Linked DNA regions of Homo sapiens: region 2 is linked to region 1. Evidence: chromatin loops called from intact Hi-C (ENCODE). Cell type or tissue: Panc1. All regions are shown on one strand. Links, peaks and the distances in the headings refer to the core of each region. The heading gives the core; the rest is flanking DNA. Region 1 has its middle 130 kb from the start of LINC01164. Region 2 overlaps LINC01164 (long intergenic non-protein coding RNA 1164).

Region 1 (2,898 bases), core at 225-2,724:
ACCCCATGTAGTCCCATGTGGTGTGTGGCTCCCACGTGGCATGTGGCTCCTGTGTGACGTGGGGCTCTCATGTAGCACGTGGCTCCTGTGTGGCATGTGGATACCATGTGGTCCCATGTGGTGTGTGACACGTGGCTCCTGTGTGGTGTGTGTCTCCTGCGTGGCATGTGGATACCATGTGGCATGTAGCTCCCGTGTGGCACATGCTCTTGTGTGGTAGTCTGGCCTTTTTTCCTGTTCTCCAGGCTCAGGGCTGGCTCAGGCTGAGGCAGGTGAGGGTGGGACCTGGGATCAGGGGTCCCGGGGGTTTGTGGGTGGCCTCTGAGGTCTGCCTCATTTCCATCATCTTCTCTTATTGGTCACTGTTTTGTGTGTTACTGAGAACCACCTACAAGGACAAGAACAGATTCCAGAGAATGCCTCTTCCTGGACCAGGGAAAGTGCGGGTTCCAGCGAGACTTCTGAGAAGCGTCACGTCCTCTGATGAGTCACCTGGCCTGCAGGTTTCAGGGACCCATTTCCAGGATTTCCTGGGCTCGACAGGCCCCATGAGCCCCATTTCTACAATCGGGAGTCTGTGTCTGTTGAGGAGGGGTGGAGGGAGTTGTATTCTATGGGTATATGAGGAAAGGCTAAACAGGATAGAACCTGGAGCATAAAAATGGGCTTCTAGGAAATGGTGTAAGCTAAAGAGAAAAGTGAAAGAAAACTCTCCCCTGGAAAGCTACAAATAAACAGAATAAAATGAGTGGAGTAATATTCTCCGGGACCTGTTCTTAGAGAAATTCTCTGGAAATGTTTTAAAGTGAAATTAATACTTCATACTACCTTTAATGTAAGCATGATTTGTTTTTAATGTTATATTAAATGTCAATTTGCAAAAAAGATTCCGTAGGTACCAAGGATCCTGCTTTTCCCAGGTAAAGGCAACCTGACCATGTTGGCTGTGTTTTAATTAAACCTGGGCCCCGGCCAGAGTGGCTCCCTGTGCAGGGTTCTCATCAGCAGAGGCTCTGTGCTCACGGGTGAGTGGAAACACGTTCATGGGAAAAGACTGGAATTAAATTGTCTTCCTGGGCGGCCCTGCATTGGTCAGCAGAGGTGAATCCCCTGCTTCCCCCTTTGGAGGGCACTTGGCCACTCCTCCTCCACTCTTCCCCTTGTTCCAGAATTTCTAGGCTCAGCGCTGCAGTGGGACCCTGAGCTGAACAACCCGACACCCAGGCTCTGCTCCAGCGAGGCCTTGCTGGTTTCGCTGGCTTCCTCTAGGACACCTGCACTCTGAGTCAGACTCCGCTCCCCAGAAACAGCCCCGGGACCCTGGGAAAAGGCACTGGCCAGGGAGGTCACGACCTTGACCAGCTGACCAAGTGCAGGGCACAGCTTGGCTGCCAGCCAGAGACTTTGCCTGGGGCTGTGTGTGCGGCTTCTGTGTTCAGGGAGGAATGAGTCTCATCTCAACCAACTCAGAAGCCAGCACTGCTCCAGCTTTTATTGCAGGAGGATTCCGGAAACTTCCATGACCTAAGGAACGTGGGTAAATGCAACAGAGGAAACAGAAGCAAACCAGGACAGGCCGAGAAGCCAGGCGGGAGAGCTGTGGCCTGCCTGGGCTCACCCTGACACCGCACAAGGAAGCACAGCCGGACTAGCGTAGCGAGGGCGCCCAGGCCTGCCCTGCACCTGCGGGAACCACTTGGGGCAGGCTCCTGTTTCGTGACACAGGCTCCTGTTTCGTGACACAGGCTCCTGTTCCATCCACGGGCAGGGTTGGCCCCGCGAGGCCCACAGACATGGGTGGAGCTCCCTGAGGCACCCTTGCTGGGTACTCCGGGTGCAGAAGGAGGCGTTGGACACTGCAAGGCCAGGAGGTGAGGTGCTGTCCAGGCCCTGCCATCATTTTCAGCAAACCTGCAGAGCTGCCCTCTGCGCCCCAGCCCCCTGTGTGAGGAGCAGAGACGGCTGTGCACCCGGGAGGCCAGTGACGCTCCTGGACGCAGCATGGGGAGGCTGGATGCATAGGGTCCAGGGCGTATGCATCCTGCTCCTGGCCCTGTTCCTGGCCAGGCTGGCTGACCCTCACTAGCCGCTCCACCTGGATGCTCTGGGGGCACCAGACCCAGCCTCTCAGAGGGAAGCAGGGCCAGGAAGAGGCAGGCACTGGCCAGGGGCTCTTGGAGAAGCGGCCCTGAGAGTAGGGGCCAGCCCATGCCAGGCTGGGGCTGAGGGTGTTCAGCTCTGCCCTGGAGTCCTTGACCTTTGTGGGGGCAGCCCCTAGACCCCAAATGTCCACAGCGTCTGCCCCTCCCCAGGGTGCCAAGGATGGCTCAACCCAAGGACAGCAACTGACCTAAGGCTGCTGGTGCCCAGTGGACTCTGACGTGGGCTGTATGCATCAGTGAGTGTATGTGAGGGTGTGTGAGTGTGTGTGTGTGCAGGAGGGCAGTGCGTGTCTGCTGCTTCCTTGTGTGTGCATGTGTGAGTGGTGCCGTGCATGTCTGCTGCCTCCATGTCAGTGTGCGTGTGCCTGTGAGAGTTGCCTCTGTGTGTGTTTGTGTGTGTTTGAGTGGTGCCATGTGTGTCTGGTGCCTTTGTGTGTGTGTGTGTATGTGGGTTACCATGTGTGTCTGCTGCCTCCTTGTGTGTGCATGTGTGTGTGTATGTGAGTGTGAGAGTGGTACTGTGTCTGTGGCCTCTGTGTGAGTGGGAGTGTGCGTGTGTGTGTTTGCATGTGTGTGTGTGCTTATGAGTGCTGCCATGTGTCTGCTGCCTCTGTGTGAGTGGGGGTGTGCATGTGTGTGTTTGCGTGTGTGTGTGCTTGTGAGTGCTGCTGTGTGTCTGCTGCCTCCATGTGAGTGGGAGTGAGCGCTGGAGCATCTGAACTCCTGGTCCCCCCAG
Region 2 (2,898 bases), core at 191-2,690, 120 kb before region 1:
CACAGGGGAGCCGCTTGACAAATCAGACGACGGCAGCCGGCCTGCCTGCCCGGTATGTGGCCAAATATGGGCGAGGCCAAGGTTGGGGTGTGAAAGTGCGTGACGTTTACACCCACGTGGGCGTCTGTGCACGTGCGTGTGTGCGTGTGAGCTGCCTGTGGGCATCTGCAGAAGCAGACATTCTTCATGGCTAAACAAAAACCTCACGTTTTGGGTTCCAGGGTGATGCCAGCGAGTTGTGTTTCTGAGAGACGAAGGAAGCCTTCCTTCCAGGTTTCCACGTGGAGCAGTGCCTCTCTGCGTGGTTCCTGGCAGCAGGGGATGCCAGGCTGCAGTGGCAGAATGTTGAGCTGCATGGCCGGCTTCCACTCATGCGAAGCCAGCAGCAACCCCCTCCTCAGGGGTGACAACCAGAGTGTCCTCCAGACACTGCCAGATGTCCCCTGGGGGGAACTGTCTTTGGCTGAGAATCACTGCTTTAGACGGATGATGATCGTTTAAATGGACAGTGCTGTTCCTGGCTCCAAGCAGTCAGTTCCCTCCCTCCCTGTTTACTTACAAAACAGCCGCATCCCCGGGATTACGAGTGAGCCAGCGGAGGTGTGACCAAAGAGATGTCACAGTTCGCTTTTCTTTGTGATCAATACGTGGAATGATTTAGGGGCCTGTGTTAAAATTACAAATCTTCTATAGAAGATTTTGGCAGCAAAATATTTTAAAAGCCTACGAAATAAACAGAGATGGCACATTCAGAGGCTCCAAATCACAGAGCAAGGAACTGCATCCACAGTAGCTTTTGCCTTCCTCCTCTGCCGCTGTTTTGACTCATTGATCTTTGGGTCTGGTGGATTTTTTGTGTTGGGGAGAGAAGAGGGAAGAGGCAGGAGGGCCATTCTCATGGCAAGCTGAGGTCTCAGGGGCCGGGCTGGGAGTTAGGGGGCGCTGGGGTCCCACCCAGGTGGCAGGGCCAGGCAGGTCATGGCACCTGCTATGGTCGTGCTGAAGTCCTGGAGGCAACAACCATTGTTACTTCTAAACGATACCAAGAGGGAAAGAACACATCCCTTCAACTTTTCCTTAAGGAGATCTGTAAGGCAGGTTGGAAGAATTTGAAGTCCTTCTGCCTTCGCATGAACAAAAATGTGAAGGGGGTTTTTAAAACTCAGATTTGATCTTTACAGTAACCAGATGGATTTTATTTCAACATGCCAGAGTTTCCACATCACGTCACCACTGCACTTCAACGTGCTGTTCTTGAGGCTGTTTAAAGTTCAGCCTTGGCACCTGACATGGCGCATCTGTTTTAACTCCAGGCGTGGGGGCTCCTGGGGAAACGACGACTTCTGATGCCTGACCACCCCCAGGCTGACGCCCTCCCTCCTGCCCAGGGCTGAGGCTGGACCCAGGGCACCTCCTTCGAATGGCCTCTCTCTTCCTCCCTAACACAGAGCAATCAACAGCTGTATAAAATAATTGCCCTAAAATCACAAATTAAAAGAAAATCAGCAGCCAAAGTTCCTTCCTGATGTTTTTCAAGTCTAGGTTTCGTGAGTGAGTCTTCTACTGAGGGAGCCGGTTGGGGTTTCAAAGGCCTTTGGCTTTGTGGAAAACGGCTTTGTGGTGTCCAGAGCTGTGTGGGTGCCTCTGGCAAGTGCCTGCACCACGGAGGCCCTGAGTAAGCCCGCTCAGCCCTGTGCCCTCCACACCTGGCGCTCAGACCCAGCCTCCTTCACTCAGGCCTGGGGGCTGGCCAGACTCAGGCAGGTGGCCTGGCCTCCTCTCAGCCCCTTTCTCACCCACCCACTGCTGTTCTGATGGCTAGTGCAGCCTTTGCACAGTGGGGGACCTTTGTGAGGGCCTGGATAGAGGCAGGTGGGTTCATCTGTGGCCTCCCTGTCCTGAGGGGCCAGGCTCTGTGCCCCCAGCTGCACCTTCCCCAAGGCCACCATCCCACCTCTTGCTGTCCTTCCTTCTGTGTCCGTCTGGCCCCGCAGGTTCCTGCTGGGCACCATTTCCAGCCCGTGGGGTGAGCACTGAGGAGGCAGCAGGACGCTGAGCTGGCTGCCAACCCGTCTGCCGCTCCACCCACTCTGGTTCTGACTCAGATGGCACCAGTGGCTCCGGCCCAGGGGACGCCCTGCTCTTGGGCCTCACCAAGTAGGTCCAGACCGGCCCCGGCTCTCATGTCACTTCAGCAACACACCTGTCATTGCACCTGTCACTGCACCCATCACCACATCCATCCCAGGGTTTGACCTGCGTTCCTGCAGAGTGGAGCAGGTGGGCGCCTGTGTCCCTGCTCATGTACGTGCCCTCGGGGTCAGGATCTCAGCCCAGAAACAGCCTTCCTGAGACACACGCAGGCCTTCCCAGCTGTCCCAGGCGCTGTCCATGTCAGAACACCCAGGCTGCAGGCCTCTGCCCCTACGGCCCTTGGTTCATTCTTCCAGTTTCTGCAGCTGAGCTCTCCAGGGGCCTGGTGGAGCCACCTGGGGCTACACAGTTCCTCAGATCACACCTGCTCCACGGCAGAGCTCTGGAAGGAGCGAAGGGGCAGAATGACAGCATGGTCCAGCCCTGGTCACAAGTCTCCCTCCACAGCCCGTTCCTCACGCTGCTTAAAGTGGAATTTCCAGATGAGTGCCACACCCAGGCGACATCCAGGTGGGGCCAGCGCTGCTCAGTTCCAGAGCAAGGAGGTGGCGACCTTCCTGCACCGTCACCAGCTCCTGGGCTTCCCGGCAGCGGGAGGGAGACAGGGGGCCCACGGCTTGCAGCTGAACCTCCAGAATTCCAGAAGCCCCAGTGCCAGCTCCAGGGAGAAGCCAGACAGCCTCTAGCTCAGTGACCCTTGAGGCCTTGGGACCCGATAAGCCCCAGCCCCCCATAGACTGCGGC

The links. Peaks named below come from ENCODE experiments on the same cell type or tissue, not always from the same donor. Only the 100,000 strongest peaks of a DNase experiment are listed, where the experiment ranks them.
Region 2: it touches region 1 in a loop (3-fold over the local background); 2 of 110 quality-filtered maps call a loop at or near these places.

The regions. Positions count from the first base shown.
Region 1 is chr10:131,653,782-131,656,679 of GRCh38, reverse strand. No RefSeq gene overlaps it. Among named protein-coding and RNA genes, the nearest start is that of LINC01164, 130 kb to the left of the region's middle. In Panc1, for the core only: no CTCF peak of the experiment used is centred there; a DNase peak (open chromatin) is centred at 1,417.
Region 2 is chr10:131,771,011-131,773,908 of GRCh38, reverse strand. LINC01164 (long intergenic non-protein coding RNA 1164) reads left to right here. Exons shown (of 5, transcript NR_038365.1): 4 at 1-52; 5 at 222-1,511. Among named protein-coding and RNA genes, the nearest start is that of LINC01164, 18 kb to the left of the region's middle. RefSeq lists enhancers at 1-166, 167-667. In Panc1, for the core only: no CTCF peak of the experiment used is centred there; no DNase peak of the experiment used is centred there.